Regions from separate parts of the Homo sapiens genome. Here region 1 is linked to region 2. The links are chromatin loops, found by intact Hi-C in ENCODE. Cell type or tissue: endothelial cell of umbilical vein. All regions are shown on one strand. Each heading gives the region's core, and the rest is flanking DNA. Links, peaks and the distances in the headings are about the cores only.

Region 1 (9,994 bases), core at 900-8,899, 62 kb before region 2:
TAGTAACAGAGACTTCATGACTGCAGGAAAAGAAATGCAGCCCCACCGTTTAACTCAAGTTGGGGGACAAATTGGACAAAAGGGTTGAGTGAGCTTGGCACAAGTCAAATGGGACTGGATTTGATGCTTCGCTCCTTCCTTTCCTAGTGATGTGACCTTGGTCAAGTAGTGAATTCAGAGATAAATGCCTGAGTCTTTCAAACAGTATTGATGTTGGACTGTTACCCTGTTGCATCATGGTCTTGTGGTGGCCACAGGGCCACACAGTACCTCTGCTGATGAAAGGTGGAGTTTTCTATAAAGAATGCGGACATTTACACAATCATCCTGGGAAAAATTTAATACTTGGTTTGAAATGAGAACAGGGTAGAAAATTACATATTCTATGGCTCTTGATTTGTTTCTTTAAGAAATCCATTTAACTGTGAAACTAATATTTACTAGATTCTTATTCTGGATTGGACACTAATTGGAGTGGTAGGAACAGGATGTACAAGACATGGCCTCTGTCCTTAAAATGCTGATACTTAAATGAGGGATATAAACGTGTAAACAAATAAAAACAATCAGTTTGATGGATGCTATGGCAGAGTGCAAGAAAGAGGATGAACACAGAGAAGGAAGAAATCATAAATTCTTTCCAGGAATAAGGGAAATCATCTAAAATAAGATAAAGCTTGAGCTGTCTCTTAAAAAAAAAAGGCAATTATAGCAAATGGAAAGAGGGGGAAGGGTGTTTCAAGTAAGAGGAACATTCATGAGGCAAAGGAATATAGCAAATTTGCCACTAGTTTAGTGTGCCTGGATCTTAAGACATAAAGAGAGGAATAACAAGAGCTAAGACTATGGAAGTAGCTACCCAGACCATGATGGCCTATGTCATGCTAACCTCTTGGATTTCTTTTTCTTAGTGTCAATGTGACACCATCAAAAAGTTCTAAGCAGGTGAAGGACTTATTTATATTTTCATTTTAGATAGTGCATTCTTGTAGACATATGACGCAAAAATGAGAAGAGGGAAATAACACAGGCAGGGAATTATTTAAGAGGGCAATATAGTAATAGGGATATGGAATAATAAAGGTTAGAATTAAGGAAGTGGTAATGGGAATAAATACAATTGAGTATATTTTAGAAATATTTAGGGAATAACCATCCCCTGAACTTGGAAATTGGATTTTAAAAGGACTGGGTCAAGGATAGTCCCAGATTTCTTGTTTGGAGGTTACAAATAAGTAAATATTGGAATACGGGTTGGAGAGCAAGTTGAGGAAGGATAGGATAGATGAGTCTAGTTTTGAAAATGATAAGACTTAAATGCTTTGGAGGCATTCAAATAGATACAATACAAATTAGGATAAATCGATTTGGAGCCAAATGGAGAGGTAGGGGCTAGAGGTATTGACAGGTATTCAGAAAGAATTAGAAATGGTAAGTATAGTTATGAGAGTAGATGAGATAATCCACAAAAAACTTTCAAGTGAAATGAGAATATGGACAAAGGAGGAACCAAAGGTAATGGCAATATGTACAAAGAATGATGTCTGTCATCTACTATTTACCATTTAAGTAGCATTGATCTTTCAAGATACCAAATGAATCCCTCGATTTACTGAAAGACCCTAAATTAGCTGTATGATATATGGTGCTCTTGCAGAAGCTGTTTACTTTCTCTGCCAATGTAGACCTATCTGAATCTAGAGGAAATAGCAATCTTGAGCCAGTAGAGAAAAAATAAATTAATCCTAATTTTCAATAGAAGAATTAAAAATTTGGCAACTATTGCTTTGAATGGTATTCTAGTCTGTTCTCTAAAAGACAGTGGGACACTTCACTTTCCTTTTAAAGTAAAGTAACAACCCAAAACCAGGATTCTATTATATTTAAAAAATTGTCCAGACTACAATAAAATGAGACATTAAAAGGCCCTATTTATACAGTAGTAATGAGTAATACAATCATCTCTTCGTTGTTGGTGGTTGGGGCATTTTTTAAGGCCATGAATAAAGGGTCTCCAAGTGATGTGGGCACTGTGGTTTTTCTCAGACAGTTCAATAAATATAAGATAGGACCCAGGGATAATTTAACGAGTAAGCTTAGTAGAGAATTTTGAGTGAGGAAAAACCTTAGGATGTTTCTTATGGATCAAAGACAAGTTTTAATGAATTGGGTGGAGCTGATAGAGCTCTGAAGTTTATTCTCCTTTGTACAAAGGAAATGATCTCACAGTAATAATACAAATGGTATTCATGAAATATTTTTCTTTTTACAAAAGTTAATTATGAATGAACTTCATAGCTCGTTAGATTCAGAAAGCATAATACATTTTAGTAATTGACTTATTCTCTAGGAAGGGACTTTATGAATATTTGGGGAAAGATTTGGTTGAGGATAAATTAGATGTAATGGATTCTTTTTTTAAAAAAGTCATAACAAGCATAATATATTTCTTTACTTTCAAGAATTTGAGGTCTGTTCTCTACTCTGGTGCCAGTTGAATATCAATTTGGTTGCAGTCTTCTGCCTGTCATGCCGAAATCTCATCATTTCCTAAACTTGTCTAAGTCACATGCTGTTCAAACTACCTTGGAAGCCTCCCTCTTTTCTTTCTTGGCAAATTGCTCATCCTTAAAGAACCATCACAATTTTATCTCCAGTGAAGTCTTCTCCAGTTCACACTACTGTTCCAACAACACTTTGACATCATATCCCTATATGAATGTTATCAATTTTCATTACAGTTAGCAGCCTACACATATATTTCCACAGCTGGACAGTGCCTAGCTCCATGCCTGGCACACAGCACACATTCAGGAACATTTTTTGTTATGACTACCGATTATTACCTATTCAATCCTCAATCATTATCTCTCTTATCTAAAGATATGTACATATTTATATCTAGCTATACGTCTATCTGTAATTTACACAGCGAGCTTACATATGTGATCTCCTTTTGAACTTCAAGATTACCACACAGGATTGTAAGAGTAGCTGTATTTAGTGCCATTTTTCAAATAGGGAAGGTGAGAAGCCTGAGACTCAGAAAGTCTTGCCCCATATCCATGAGAAATGAATGGAAGACAGGAAATCAACTCTCCTTTTTTGACTTTAAATCTAGTGGACTATATTAAATTAAGTGGAATTTTTAGACCATCCATGCATTCATAAATTTATTCCTTGGAGCTATTCTTTTACTTAAATAGAGCTCAGGTGTATGAAATTGGATTAATATTATTCTTAGGTTTATCACAGTCATCGATAGTTTATGCATATCCCTAATTTTATGTGTGTATGCATGGATTCATATTTGAATGATATGACTAATACACATGAATCCATCATTCAACCTTATACCTAACATATTGTCATTAGCTATCTATATCTCTATACTACTCTTTTCCCATCTCACCAACCCTTGGTTTACTGCCCAACCCTAAAGTATCCGTATTTTGAATTGCATGTTTACCATTTCTTTGTTTGTTTGTTTGTTTTTACAGTTAGTTTAGTTTTGGTTCATTTTTGCCTGTTTTGAATGTTGTATTAAAATTATATTCCATAGAGTCTTCTGGAACTAGATTTTCTTAATTCAACTTTATATTACTGATATGTATCCATACTGTTTTGATATAGTTGCAGTTTCTTGATTTTCACTCCTGAGTAATATTCCATTATATGAATATACCAGTATTTATTTAATCATTGTTTTATTTATACAAATTTGAGTCATTTCAGTTTTTTCTGTTTGTTTTTGCTGCTATGAATAATGCTGCCATGAATGATTTAACATTTTGAGGGAGCGTAATTGCCAGGTTGTAAATTATATGAATGTATAACTTTACAGGAGAATGCCAAGTTGCTTTTACAAAGTGGTTATAACAATTTATAAACCCACCAACAAAGTATGAGAGATCCTGATGATCCACATTCTCTGCAATAATTATTATTGCCAGAATTGTAATATTTTATCAAGCATGTAGATGTAAAATGGTATCTCATTTTAGTGTTGATTTGCATTTCTTCAATTGTTAATAAGATTGAGAATATCTTCAGATATCGTCCTTATGTATTTTTAAAAATTATTTGTAGAACTTCTTTTTATTTTTGATACAAACTCTCTGTCAGTCATATATATTGTCAGTATCTTTTCCTGGTTGGAATCTTGTCTTTTGAGTCTCCTGGTAGATGCTGTTTTCAAATGAATGTTAACTGTTACCAATTCACAACTACATCCTTCTCAAAAGAACTGTGCCTGGCAAATGGACATGCCTCACCCAAAAGTTTTTGTGTCCTACCCTGGGTTCAGCCTGCAACCAATAATTGATGAATACACAGATACAAGAGGCTGACTCCTTTCCCTCCAGGAAATACTTCCTCTGTGGTATAATTCATGTGCCCACAGTTTTCCATGGGATTTGGCTGACACTAGTCTCCAGCTGAAACCACATCCTTAGTCAACTCCTTCCCCTCCCTGTTTTGCTTCTTTCATTTCCCTATAGGTTCTTCCTGAGGGCATTTCCTCAATAAATCACTTGCACAAAAATCTCCATCTCAGGTTCTGCTTCTAGGAAATCCAACTTCAGATACTTTCTTTGAGGTGTCTTTTGATGAACAGTTCTGATTATAATGAAATGTATCAAATTTTTTATTTTATGGATTTTCTTTTTTAAGAATCTCTATTTACAAATCCTTCCTTACTCCAAGATCAGAAAGCTATCATTATCTGTTATTTCCTGTAAAAAATTGAAAGGTTTGCTTTGACATTTGAGTCTTTATTTATTTTGGAGTTGATTGTTTTGTAAAGTATGAGGTAGAAATTCAATGTCTCTATATGTCAGTAACTATTTTGTCCAGGTTAATTTATTGAAAATTTCTTCTTTTCCCTATCATGTATCTTTTTAGAACACTGATAGTTTAGTCAACATTTATTCCACACTTTTTAAATGCTTTTTATTTTTATTTTTTTATTATTATTATACTTTAAGTTTTAGGGTACATGTGCACAACGTGCAGGTTTGTTACATATGTATACATGTGCCATGTTGGTGTGCTGCACCCATTAACTCGTCATTCAGCATTAGGTATATCTCGCCCCTCCCCCCACCCCACAACAGTCCCCCGTGTGTGATGTTCCCCTTCCTGTGTCCCAGTGTTCTCATTGTTCAATTCCCACCTATGAGTGAGAACATGCAGTGTTTGGTTTTTTGTCCTTGCGATAGTTTGCTGAGAATGATGGTTTCCAGCTTCATCCATGTCCCTACAAAGGACATGAACTCATCATTTTTTATGGCTGCATAGTATTCCATGGTGTATATGTGCCACATTTTCTTTTTTTTTATTTTTTTAATTTTTTATTTTTTATTTTTTTATTATTATACTTTAAGTTTTAGGGTACATGTGCACATTGTGCAGGTTAGTTACATACGTATACATGTGCCATGCTGGTGTGCTGCACCCACTAACTTGTCATCTAGCATTAGGTGTATCTCCCAATGCTATCCCTCCCCCCTCCCCCCACCCCACAACAGTCCCCAGAGTGTGATGTTCCCCTTCCTGTGTCCATGTGATCTCATTGTTCAATTCCCACCTATGAGTGAGAATATGTGGTGTTTGGTTTTTTGTTCTTGTGATAGTTTACTAAGAATGATGATTTCCAATTTCATCCATGTCCCTACAAAGGACACGAACTCATCATAAACTGCTCTTAAGATCAGTGCTTGAGTTCTGTAGATGTCTGTTAGGTCTGCTTGGTGCAGAGCTGAGTTCAATTCCTGGATATCCTTGTTAACTTTCTGTCTCATTGATCTGTCTAATGTTGACAGTGGGGTGTTTAAGTCACCCATTATTGTTATGTGGGACCTAATAGACATCTACAGAACTCTCCACCCCAAATCAACAGAATACACATTCTCCTCAGCACCACATCGCACTTATTCCAAAATTGACCACATAGTTGGAAGTAAAGCACTCCTCAGCAAATGTAAAAGAACAGAAATTATAACAAACTGTCTCTCAGACCACAGTGCAATCAAACTAGAACTCAGGATTAAGAAACTCACTCAAAACTGCTCAAATACATGGAAACTGAACAACCTGCTGCTGAATGACTACTGGGTACATAACGAAATGAAGGCAGAAATAAAGATGTTCTTTGAAACCAAGAGAACAAAGACACAACATACCAGAATCTCTGGGACACATTCAAAGCAGTGTGTAGCGGGAAATTTATAGCACTACATGCCCACAAGAGAAAGCAGGAAAGATCTAAAATTGACACCCTAACATCACAATTAAAAGAACTAGAGAAGCAAGAGCAAACACATTCAAAAGCTAGCAGAAGGCAAGAAATAACTAAGATCAGAGCAGAACTGAAGGAAATAGAGACACAAAAAACCCTTCAAAAAAATCAATGAATCCAGGAGCTGGTTCTTTGAAAAGATCAACAAAATTGATAGACAGCTAGCAAGGCTAATAAAGAAGAAAAGAGAGAAGAATCAAATAGACGCAATAAAAAATGACAAAGGGGATATCACCAGCAATCCCACAGAAATACAAACTACCATCAGAGAATACTATAAACACCTCTACGCAAATAAACTAGAAAATCCAGAAGTAGTGGATAAATTCCTCAACACATACACTCTCCCAAGACTAAACCAGGAAGAAGTTGAATCTCTGAATAGACCAATAACAGGCTCTGAAATTGAGGCAATAATTAATAGCTTACCAACCAAAAAAAGTCCAGGACCAGATGGATTCATAGCCGAATTCTGCCAGAGGTACAAGGAGGAGCTGGTACCATTCCTTCTGAAACTATTCCAATCAATAGAAAAAGAGGGAATCCTCCCTAACTCATTTCATGAGGCCAGCATCATCCTGATACCAAAGCCTGGCAGAGACACAACAAAAAAAGAGAATTTTAGACCAATATCCTTGATGAACATTGATGCAAAAATCCTCAATAAAATACTGGCAAACCAAATCCAGCAACACATCAAAAAGCTTATCCACCATGATCAAGTGGGCTTCATCCCAGGGATGCAAGGCTGGTTCAACATACAAAAATCGGCAAACGTAATCCAGCATATAAATAGAACAAAAGACAAAAACCACATGATTATCACAATATGTGTAGAAAAGCCCTTTGACAAAATTCAACAACGCTTCATGCTGAAAACTCTCAATAAATTAGGTATCGTTGGGACATATCTCAAAATAATAAGAGCTATCTATGACAAACCCACAGCCAATATCATACTGAATGGACAAAAACTGGAAGTATTCCCTTTGAAAACTGGCACAAGACAGGGATGCCCTCTCTCACCACTCCTATTCAACATAGTGTTGGAAGTTCTGGCCAGGGCAATCAGGCAGGAGAAGGAAATAAAGGGCATTCAATTAGGAAAAGAGGAAGTCAAATTGTCCCTGTTTGCAGATGACATCATTGTATATCTAGAAAACCCCATTGTGTCAGCCCAAAATCTCCTTAAGCTGATAAGCAACTTCAGCAAATCTCAGGATACAAAATCAATGTGCAAAAATCACAAGCATTCTTATACACCAATAACAGATGAACAGAGAGCCAAATCATGAGTGAACTCCCATTCACAATTGCTTCAAAGAGAATAAAATACCTAGGAATCAAACTTACAAGGGACATGAAGGACCTCTTCAAGGAGAACTACAAACCACTGCTCAATGAAGTAAAAGAGGATACAAACAAATGGAAGAACATTCCATGCTCATGGGTAGGAAGAATCAATACCGTGAAAATGGCCATACTGCCCAAGGTGATTTATAGATTCAATGCCATCCCCATCAAGCCACCAATGACTTTCTTCACAGAATTGGAAAAAACTACTTTAAAGTTCATATGGAACCAAAAAAGAGCCCGCATCGCCAAGTCAATCCTAAGCCAAAAGAACAAAGCTGGAGGCATCACGCTACATGACTTCAAACTATACTACAAGGCTACAGGAACCAAAACATCATGGTACTGGTACCAAAACAGAGATATAGATCGATGGAACAGAACAGAGCCCTCAGAAATAATGTCGCATATCTACCACTATCTGATCTTTGACAAACCTGACAAAAACAAGGAATGGGGAAAGGATTCCCTATTTAATAAATGATGCTGGGGAAACTGGTTAGCCATATGTAGAAAACTGAAACTGGATCCCTTCCTTACACTTTATACAAAAATTAATTTAAGATGGATTAGAGATTTACAGGTTAGGCCTAAAACCATAAAAACCCTAGAAGAAATCCTAGGCAATACCATTCAGGACATAGGCATGGGCAAGGACTTCATGTCTAAAACACCAAAAGCAATGGCAACAAAAGCCAAAATTGACAAATGGGATCTACTTAAACTAAAGAGCTTCTGCACAGCAAAAGAAACCACCAACAGAGTGAACAGGCTACATACATAATGGGAGAAAATTTTTGCAACCTACTTATCTGACAAAGGGCTAATATCCAGAATCTACAATGAACTCAAATAAATGCTTTTTATACATGAAAGGCCTTGCATGGAGCTGGGGATATAAACATAAAATGATACAACTCCCCCTGCTGTCAGGGGCTCACACTATAGTGGGAAAGTATATATATAGTGGGAAAGTATAGTGGGAAAGTGTGTGCCATCTATCAGCAGGAGGAGTCAGGAAAAACTTCTTAGAGGTAGCGGAATGAAAAAACAGAAATTTTATATTTTAGAGAGGTGGATATTTCTTGGTGTTTCCAATTTGAAGAAAGCGCTGATTGTAAACCAGCGTATATTATTTCAGAATATTGCCTATAGTTCTATGTGACACAAAATGTGTGTACAGAAAAAAAAAGGTGTGTACCAGAAAAAATTTTAGAAATAGGCAGGAGTCGACTTATAAAGGGCTTTTTTTCTTAGTGGAACTTTGATTGTAACTCCCAGCACAACCATCTTCTCTCAACAGGTGGCCTCCACTCTTGCCACTGCCTTGGAGAGAGTAATGTAACCCATAGAGAGCCGAAATAGCCTAGTGTTTTGGACATGGACATTGGTCTATGCTTTGGTTTAAATATCCCCTCCAAAATTCACGTTGAAACTTAATACCCAATACTACAGTATTGGAGGGAAGGCTTTAAGACATGATTAAATGATGAGGGCTCTGTCTTCATGAATGAATTAATCATTCATGGGTGAATGGATTAATGGGTTAATAGATGAATGGGTTATCATGGAAAGGAAACTGGTAGCTTCATAAAAATAAAAGAGACCTGAGCTAGCACATTAGCATTCTTAGCCCCATCTCCATGTGATGCCCTGTGCTGCATCAGGATGCCACAGAGTTCCCACGAGCAAGAAGGCTCTCGACAGATGCATACCCTCAAACTTGGACTTCCCAGCCTCCATAACTGTAGGAAATAAATTTCTTTTCTTTATAAACTGCCCAGTTTCAGGTCCTTTAAAACAGAAAACAGACTAATAGAGTTTAAAAGTGGGCATGTGCTGCAAACAGGTCCGATCGGAGTCCTCCTGTAGGATTAGCATATGGAAGTTACATACCCCTGCAGGGTCTATATTTGCTTGATCATGCCAAGCACTAGGCCTACTCATATCACCTCCCTTCCCTTCCACTCTCCTTTAACAATACACATGACTCAGGTACCTGTGTTAAATGGTGTAATAACACTTTTTAGGATTCTTGAAGAAATGACATTGATATATATTTTTATTCTTGATAAAAATACAAAAAGAATACCCTTTAAAATTTTGGGTTTTTTTGCTATAAATTATTATTAGAGATTATTATAAAATTTTCAGAGAAGATTAAAAAGCATTAAGAAAATTAAAATAATTCACAGCCCCAACAATTAAAGAAAAATACAGTTAAATATTTACCGTCTTATCTTTTAGGTTCACAAATATGCAGATGTACTGGTTTAAAAAATACAATTGAATTCATTCTATTTTATAGCCAAATGTTATACCATTATTAATTTTTTATACAAC
Region 2 (9,994 bases), core at 859-8,858:
TAATGGCCTCCAGCTGCATCCATGTTGCTGCAAAAGCCACGATTTTGTTCTTCTTTATGTCTGCATAGTATTCCATGATATACATGTACCACATTTTCTTTATCCAATCCACAGTTGATGGGAAACTGAGTTGATTCCATGGCTTTGCTATTGTGTTGTTTTAAAAATTATCATTTGCTTCTTTATAAAGCAGCTGTAGTTTGGGAAAAGAGCACCTGATATAAAGTCCAACAGGTAGGATTTTTAATACCAGCTCTTCTACTTCTAGATGTATGAAATGGAACAAGGCTCTTTATCTTCATTAGCCTCAATTTCTCCATTTGATTGAAGAGACAATAGTATTTAACTCAACAGATGTTTTTAATTCAGTGGGATGCTTCCTGAGAAAGAGCAAAGTTCAGAAACTAACATATGATAGAGCACTAAAAATATATGTGTTGGGTCTGAACTACAACTCTGGGAGGTAGATATTTTATTACTTCCATTCCATAGAAGAGGAAAGAGAGGCTCAGAAAAGTAATGTTGAATTCTTTGTTCGACATTTTTCAGCTAGAAAGCAGAAGAGAAGAGGCTCAAATCCTGACTACTGATTTTGAATCTTCTCTTCTTTCCACATGCCATGTGCTTCTTTTTGTAAGTTTGCCTTGGGTCACTCCTAAAGAAAGAATCATGAAATAACTAAAAGGTGCCTGAAGATGTGGTTTGGATCCCTTCAGAGAAAGGATCAAAACTGGTCATTCAGCAGGTGAGAAGCCTACAAGGTAAAGCCCCCACTCCTAACACCTTAGCGGCAGACACCCCGTAGTCTGGCTACTACCTGCTTCTCTATGTGCTTACCTACCACTTCATCATCTTGTTATTTGAGCTCCAATCATACTACACTTGTGCTTCCCAGAATATACCTGCTCTTTTGCATTCCACTTGGCTTGTTCATGCTGCCTAAACCTGACTTTCTTCTCCCTACCATTTCTCACCAAGGTAATTATTACTTTTCTGTCATGACTCAGTTTAGCTGATGCCTCCTGCAAGCTTCCTCTGACATTCCTAGACCAGGTTTAAGGAACTCCCTCTTTGTTGACATAGCAACCTGCCCAAACCTCTACTATGGTACTGAACACACTGAAGTACAGGTTTTGGTTTGTATGTCTCCCCATCTACATAGCTGTTTCTTATGGAAATGTTGCTGCAAGAAACAGAAGCCTATCGAATTCTCTTAAGACCTCACTGAAATCTAAAAGCAAAAATGAACAATCAGGTCTCAAGAAGGTCAAAAATAAAGCCTTCCCAGAGACCTGAGCAACACAGATGGACATCTGTGTTCTACCATTTACACAACTCAGGGGCCAACTCCCTTACCCTTTATTCCTTTAATTCGAACTTCTGAGAAATATAAACTAACTGCACTGGGCCAGATGTCTAACTATGAACCAACAGCTGTGTCCAGAAGAGGGGATAGACTATTATGAACATGGACATCTGACCCATGCCCTTATTAAGAATGTGGGGCATTTCTGTGAAGTAGTGTGCAGGCGGAACAGGGCCTCTGATCATGTAACCTAGAATTGGAGAACTGAAGAATAGGGACAATCTCTTAGCCATCTCTATATTCCCATTGGCTAGCACAGTGAGAGAACATCATAGGCACCCTGAAAATATAAATAATGGGAGTGATGACTTTTATCATTTAGAGAGCCAGCAGCACTCCATGAGTCCAGCTCCCTTCTCTCCAAATAGATGAGACCTTGAGTTAGGAGAGATTAATTTCATTTGGCCATCAGGCAGGAGTGCTCACTTGGCAATTTTTAAATGCAAATCCAATTGTGGATTGCTCACAAAGTAATTCTGCTTATTTTCTCCTTTTTTTTTTTGAAAGAATTGACTAGGATGCAAATGCAATTACAAGGGATAATGACCGCCACCAGTTATATTAAAACGTCAGATATAAAGTACAAGTAATTACCTGCCCTTCAAGAAAATCTTGATGTATGGACCCCCAAAGTCATTATACAGTCCATTCATCAACATTTATTCAATACCCACCATGTATACAATATTGTACTAAATGCATAGGAAGCTTGCAAAGGAAAGTGAAAACCAGCTTCTCCTCTTAGAAAGTATAGAAAGTTCTGCTCTGGAATAGGTTGTTTGTGACCAGGGAACAGATTATAGTTAACCAATTCACACTGTAGTCACATAGTATACTTTGGTAAATGTTTGAAAGGGTAGGGAGATTTAGCTTGAAGAATAAAACATTAAAGAGAAAAGCAGTATTCATTCAACAAATACTTATTAAGCAAGAATTATGCACCACTCATTGTTCTAGGTACTTGGTGTATTCCTGTGGCCCTTGTATTCTTTTGCAGAAAGGCAGATAATAAACAATCAAATAAACATGATAATTTCATAATAATATTTATAGTGATAAGAGCTACATGGAAACTCGAAGAAGATGCTGCAATAAAACCAACATATTGCTTTAAAGTATAAGTCCTCACTTAACATTGTTGATAGGTTCTTGGAAACTGCAATGTTAAGTGAAATGATGTACTGTATGCCATAGGAATCTAACTCTTTGTAAAACTGGTTTTGTTATACAGTACATTGTCTCACTTAAAATCACAGTTTCCAAGAACACTACTGACGATGTTAAGCGAGGATTTACTGTAGCTGCTTTAGATAGGGTAGTCAGCGATGGATGCTCCGAGCTGACTCCCGCATAAGGAGGAACCAGCCATGAAGAAGTTTCTAGGCTCAACAGCAAGTGCAAAGTCCCCAGTAAGTGAATGAGCTTAGTTTTCAAGGATCAGAAAAAAGACACATGCAGCTAGGATGAATTACTGAGTAGAAAAGTGATAAAGATGGATTCACAAAATTAGGCAATCATCAGCCCGTGTAGTTTGCAGAACACAGTAAGAAGTTTGTATTGTTTCTTAAATGTAATGAAACATCATTGAAGGGCTTTAAGTAACAAAATGACTTGACATAATTTTAGGAAGATCACTATGACTATCTTGGGGAGAATAGATTGTGGATTGTAAGGATTCAAAAATCCAAGCAAGGACAAGATCTGGATGTCTCATAATAGTCCAGGAGAGACATAATGGTGTCTTGACCTAGGGTGGTGATGGGGAGAGGTTGACAGAATCAGGATATATTTCAGACTTACATGTGGATAGGATATGATGGGAGGAGAAAAAAATCATGGAAACATTTTAGAATATGAACTTAAATAACTGAATAGGGAGTGGCGCCATCAATGACAATGGAGATGATTTTGGTGGGGGAATCAAAAATTTGTGTTGAGGCAGGAAAAGTTTGAGATGCCAAGTGGAAACGCCAAGTGACAGCTCAGATAAAAGCCAAGGTCAAGTTATTGACATGTAGATGTATGTAAAGCCACGAAAATGATAATTATCTTCAAATGCTTGCTGCAAAAGGAATTAGATATATTTGTAGTTGCTTGTGGCAATGATACCCAGACATTGGTTGCTTGATAAAGCATTTTGAAATTTTAGATGTCCTGGTTTCATTCCAAGCTTTTATGACTCAGTAGATTTGGGATTTTTATTCATGGTTCAGTAAGTGGTGTGTGTGTGTGTGTGTGTGAGAGAGAGAGAGAGACAGTGAGAGAGAGAGACAGTGAGAGAGAGAGACAGTGAGAGAGAGAGAGAGAGAGAATCACTGTTTTACAGGGAAGATTCAGGATAAGTGAATAAAGTTAATATCCTCTGACCCTTTGGTGAGAATTGCAGGAGCAATTTTAGAATCCCTGCATTAATAGCAGAGAGCTTGAACTAAAATACACTTTGGATACCATTTCTTTGTCTTGGTTCTCCAGCTTAAAACACTATTTTGGCAATTACTCTGCAACTTATTCTATAGCATGCATGGCCACCCCCAGATACTCTGTATCCCTTTTGTACACCTTTTCCATAGGTAACATGATAGATTTATGCAAGAGTCCTAATGCGGAGTTAGCAAACTCTGTCGAAAGGATCAGAGAGTAAATATTTTAGGCTTTATGGGATATATGGTCTTGTCACAACTATTCAACTGTGCTCTCGTAGTGGAGAAAAAAGGCAATAAGTAAATGAATGAGCATGGCTATGTTCCAATAAAACTTTATTTAAAAGATCAGGCATGGACAAAGATTTGACCTGTAGGCCATAGTTGCCAACCCCAGATCTAATGTATGGTGCTGGGTATGAGAAAAGTGCCTAGCGGTAGCCCTTATGTACAGATGATCTCTAAAGCCTGGATTTAGTTGGAGCACTTTGCCAATGTTCTTGAACAAGTACTATATTTTATATGATTTTGACAACACAAAATAAGAAAGCAGGATTAGATAGGCAAGTTCAAATTGAGGATAAAAGCTGATATTGCTCTTTCTGCATATTATGAGCTGTGGATTAGCACTGTATTAGAAAAAAGTTTGAAACTGGGAGGTGATGTACTACTTAGACATGCTGCTCCTTAGTTATGTGGCTCAGGCAAGCTACTTATCTTTTTTAAGTCCAAGTATTTTTTTTCCATTAAGTCTACATAATAATATAACATATCTTACTGGCTTCTTGTGATGATAAATGATACAATAAGTGAAAGACACAACATAGTCCCTAACAGAGCAAATACTCTAAAGTCATAATTAGATGCAGATACAATTGTACACTTAAATATGGAAGGACATAATTATTGGTATATGAAGGGACATAGGAATAAATATAGACATGGATGAATGGTGAAATCATAAGCTAGCTCCTGGTCACTGCAAGTGTTCAAGTGGAGACTGAAGAGTCATTATTTACAAAAGAACAAGTTGTACCAGGAAATGCTCTGAGTTTCTAATTTTAAATTTGCAACGTAATGACAGAGTCAGGATGCTTACCCACTGTTGGATACTTTCAATTAAGTTTTCATGTCAGGGCTAGGTTGGATATTTTGCATCATATGGAGGCAACACTCTGCAGGAAGAAGCATGGACTTCAGCATCAAACACACATGAGCTTGAACTTTCAGCTCTACTATTCTACTATCTGTTGGCATTAAGCCTGTTGATTCACCTATTTTAATTATTCAAACGGGGTCAATATCCCTAAAAGGACTAAATTAGGTAATAAAGTAACTGGCACATAGTAGATAATGACACTTTCCTTCCCAGCATTTTTTTTTTTTATTCTGAATACCCCCTGTACACTCTAAATAAGGTTCTCACCTTAGGTTTTCCTCTTCATCCTTCCATTTTCTTCATCAGGAGCAAAATTAAGTTTCTATCAAGTGCTCACTGACATTACCCTGGCATCTGAACTATCCAATGTGACATACACAAAACTTTAATGTGTAGACATGCTAATCAGAAGGGAAATGTCAAATCTGCATACATTTCAAATGACCCAACAATATTTACCTTAGAGCTACGTCTCCTATTTTTCTGACAATTGCCTCATTGAGGAAGTGACTCATGCAGCATACCAAGCCCCATTCCATCTGAGAACTTTACCTCCGACTGGTTTGAAAGCATCAAAAAGATGAATGTCACTGCCTTGCAGTTAGTAAGGAGGCTAATTTGATTTGACAAATGATGCTGATTTTGAAGGGGTCACTAATCATTAGAACTACCGAGGACAAAGAGTGCCTTGAAGCTGGATAAAAATTGAATATTTAAACAGTTTGTTATGCAAATTTACTTTCTACCTGTCAGGAGTGTGTAAAGCACAGGGTTAGAGAGTTTGTGGTAAGGCCATCCCTAGGCTGATGACTTCTCTGCACAGTCTGTCCTCACCACCCAGAGGTCTAGTGGCCCAAAGCCCTTGGATCTGCAACTCCTGCTCACCCAGGTGGAGGGTGAGGTGAGCACAGCTCCACAAGGAGTTCAGAGCCTCCACTTCTCAATCTCTCACTATCCCTTCTCCATGGCCATCAAAAAAATGAAGAGTGAGCTGAGTTAAAATCCAGTTCACCCGAAATGCCAACTTCCAGATTAGCAAATAACCCCTCATGGCCCCAAAAGAGAGAAATCCGGAGCTTTATGAAGGCTACACTGACATTCTCAAGGAACCTCAGCATTTTGAAGCAACAGGGCCTCCTTCTTGTCTCTAGTATCTACAGAAAAGCCTTTGTCTCCATAGCTACTCATTCTCCATTTTAATTAGAGGCTTTATTTTGTTTTGTTTGTTTTGTTTTGAAGTTTTATTATAAGTTCAGGGGTACATGTGCAGGTTTGTTTTATAGGTAAACTTGCATCATGGGGGTTTGTTGTACAGATTATTTCATTACCGAGATATTAAGCCTAGTACTCATTAGTTATTTTTCCTTATCCTCTTCCTCCTCCCACCCTCCATCCTCAGGTAGGCCTCAGTGTGTGTCGTTTCCCTCTATATGTCCATGTGTTCTCATCATTTAGCTCCTACTTATAATTGAGAACATGTGGTATTTGGTTTTCTGTTTTGCATTAGTTTGCTGAAGATAATGGCCTCCAGCTCCATTCATGTCTCTGCAAAGGACATGAACTCATTTTTTTTTAATGGCTGCATAGTGTTCCATTAACATCCTCATTCCAACTGATCATTAGAGAAATTCAAATCAAAACCAAAATGAGACACCATCTCACATCAGTCAGAATGGCTATTATTAAAAAGTCAAAAAATAACTGATGCTGGTAAGGTTGTGGAGAAAGAGGAATGTTTATACACTGTTGGTAGGAGTGTAAATTACTTTAAGCATTTTAGAAGACAGTGTGGTAATTCCTCAAAGACCTAAAAACAGAAATGCCATTTGACCCAGCAATCCCATTACTGGGTATATACCCAAAGGAATACAAATTATTCTATTACAAAGACTCATGAATGCGTATATTCATTGCAACACTATTCACAATAGCAAAAGCAGGGAATCAACCTACATGCCCATCAGTGATAGACTGGATAAAGAAAATGTGGTTTCTTTTGTTTTTAATCAAAAGTATCCTCAAGGATATTTGCTTCCTCACATATGCCCCACACAGTGACTGCCCCTTTGTACTCACTCACTGAGAAAGTCCTTTGTCTTTTTTGGTCACACTGCAGCCCTCTGTCCACTCTGTACTCTGTGTGACGTGAGGGCAACATTCAGCCCCTTTTCATTTAGGTTTTCTCAAACATTGCCATGAAAATGAAAGGTTTGACCCCAAAGCCCAAACTTAGGTTTCCTGACATTGGGCAATATTCCTGTAACATTGCCTTGAGCATTTCCATATCTGTAGTAGGGCAGAGGTAACACATGTTAATCTCACTTCCCATATTGTGTTTCCTACACTCAATTTATGATCATTGAACTGGTTGTGGAGGGCCTTCTGAGCCATTGTGAGAAATGGAGCACTACCCTGAGTGAGATAGGAAGCCAAGGGAGAGTTCTGAGCAGTTTCTTATTTTAAAGCTTGTGGACAACACTATTTCTTCAGAGGGCCATTGTGAAATAATGTATGTAAAACACATAGCACAAGGCCTGTTACATAATTAGTACACAATAACTGTGCGCTGCTGCCTTTATGAACATTAAATTCATAGCCGCTTTACCTTGGCCTTTTTATTTTATTTTACTTTTTCTTTTGGTGTAAGGGAGGGTACATTATAAATTGAACAAATGTCCTTGCTCTTGTAAGACTGATATATATTTCTGAATAGTCTGACAAAAATCTAACAGTTCTAGACTACACATGCTTTTAGCAACTGAACCAAAGCCAGATTCTTGTTTTTAATATCTTCACTCTGGGAGCTAAAAGAACATCTTGTGACTAAAGGGAAGTTAAAGCCCAGTATGATTGGCCTTTGCCCGTTAATTCAATTAATAAATGTATATGGAACACACCTATAAGGTACAATGGCTTTGAAACCAAAAGTCCTGTTCAAACGTCAGCACTGCTTTTTATGTTATTGTGTCTGCGAACTTGTCACTAGATTTCTCCAAGTCTGTTTCCTCACCTTCAAAATGGGAACACTTTAAAAGAGGCTTCGTTGTAGGAATTTAAAAGACAAAAGAATATAGTATCTCTCAGTGGGCAAGATCAAAGATCATAGAATAATAATAATTTTTAAAGTGTGCCCATCATGTAGGTATCTCTAAATGAACAAATAAAATAATTTGAATCAAAGTTATGCTACCCTAAAAATTTTAATTTTGACAATTCAACATCTATTAGTATAATAACCCTGCTAATCCTTGCAGAGGATATAAACTTAAATAATGTCTGGCTTAGCTAGGGCATTTCAGGGCATGGTCGCAGCTCAGCAAAGCATGCTGTGTAATACATCAAGAGGTAACTCTAGGTTACGACCTCAGGTCTCATGGAGCTGGTATCTAAACCAATCCATCCCACAAGCCCATATTTTACTATTGCTAATCCTTACAACTATTATATAAAGTAATATCATTATCTCTATTTTACACGTGAGAAAACTGAGGTATACTAAGGTGAACTCATTTTTCCCATGTTTTCCAGTTGGAAAGTGGTAGGGCTAAGTGCTCATTTCATTTAATTTCAACAAGGATTTGTACAGTACCTACTCTGATACTGTCCTAGATGCTCTAGTTATAACAGTGAAGGAAAAATCACCAAGCTTTTGTCGAAGATTTCAGCCCAGATCTGACCTACTCCAAAAGCTGAATCTTTCCACCAAGCCCACTGCTTCATTGCATTGGTGCTATATGGAGAGATAAACCTGACCCCAATTCAGTAAGTTACGATGTTCCCATTATGCCATTTTTATTCCCTTTATGATTTAATCAGAACACTTGCTTAAATTAAAATATAGCTTAGTCATGCATCTGATCTTCTTTCCCCTAACATTTTTTTCATGGAGCTGTCAGTTTTGCAAACTGGCTTGATTTACAGATATTTTATCCAGAAATAAATTGAATTAACAATTTAAAATGCAGAACAGAAAAGGCTGCCAGTGTGCTAATAGCTCCATTTCCCTGATTAAGAAGGCTTTCTCTAAGATGGTATGAAGGACAGAGCCCTCTTTGGCCTAAAACTCATTTTGACAACGGTCTTGGAATAAATAGATTCTAGAAGAACACTGCCTTGTCTCAGGAACAGACATCCACCCCAGATCCTGTGGCCAAACTAACCTTCAAAAATATTACCTTGTACGTTTACTTTGGTCATAAGCTTTTGGGGTTTTCTACACTTACAGAGAGAAAAGAAAAAAACCCTAAGATTGCCATTCAAAGTCACCAATTTTTCTCTAACTTCTTTAGTCTTATTCCCTCCCTCCTCCTGCCACCTCCCTGAGTCCTCAGGAGCAGCAGATTGGAGTTTGATGCCCCACTCTGTTACAGATTAGAGGCGCTACCTTAGCCAAGTCACTTTACCTCTCAGAGTTTCAGTTCCATCTTTATTCTTTAAAAGGAGACAGTAAAATTTGTTCTCTGCTCCTCTTAGATCTGAGGAGAGGCTCCAATGAGGCAAAAGGTTTTGTAAATTGTACAATGGATAAGCCACCTTACAGGATCTGCACCACCCATAATTATCTATGCTTTTTTCCATACACATTTCTCTTCCAAGGCATTTCTCCCTTTCTGCAACGCACATGCTCCCTCTTCCCCCATCTATACAAATAAGAGCTTGTCTTTCTTCAGGGCCCAGCTTGAGCCTGACCTCCTAAAAGAAGTCAGTTGTCCTAACTGTCCTAGCCCTCAAGAATCTCCTCCCCCAGTGACTTGTCATGGTTTCTCTCATTTGGCACTTGGCCTTGGCTGCCTTTATGTCCTCATTCCTTAGTATCTCAACAGTTAGCTTGTAAACCCCTATAAGTGAGTCTCTTAGTACATTTTGGGCTGCTATGACAGAGTACTCAAATCTGGGTAATTGATAAAGAGCAGATTTTTATTTCCCTATAGTTCTAGAGTTTGGGAAGCCCAGGATGAAAGTGCCAGCATCTGGGCAGGGCCTTGTTGCTGTTTCCTCATATATTGGAAAGCTGAAGGGCAAGAGAGTGTGTGCCCACTCCCACAAGCC

What was found. A loop is a pair of places that touch in the nucleus more often than their neighbours do. Peaks named below come from ENCODE experiments on the same cell type or tissue, not always from the same donor. Only the 100,000 strongest peaks of a DNase experiment are listed, where the experiment ranks them.
Region 1: a loop joins it to region 2, with 5 times the contacts of the local background. A loop is called at or near these places in 4 of 110 quality-filtered maps.

The regions. Positions count from the first base shown.
Region 1 is chr1:60,505,935-60,515,928 of GRCh38, forward strand. LINC01748 (long intergenic non-protein coding RNA 1748) reads right to left here. Exons shown (of 8, transcript NR_146508.1): 8 at 9,782-9,994. Among named protein-coding and RNA genes, the nearest start is that of LINC01748, 110 kb to the right of the region's middle. In endothelial cell of umbilical vein, for the core only: no CTCF peak of the experiment used is centred there; DNase peaks (open chromatin) are centred at 2,087 and 4,447; H3K27ac peaks cover 1,222 bases.
Region 2 is chr1:60,568,453-60,578,446 of GRCh38, forward strand. The region is part of intron 4 of LINC01748 (long intergenic non-protein coding RNA 1748); the gene reads right to left. Among named protein-coding and RNA genes, the nearest start is that of LINC01748, 49 kb to the right of the region's middle. In endothelial cell of umbilical vein, for the core only: no CTCF peak of the experiment used is centred there; a DNase peak (open chromatin) is centred at 5,419; H3K27ac peaks cover 1,347 bases.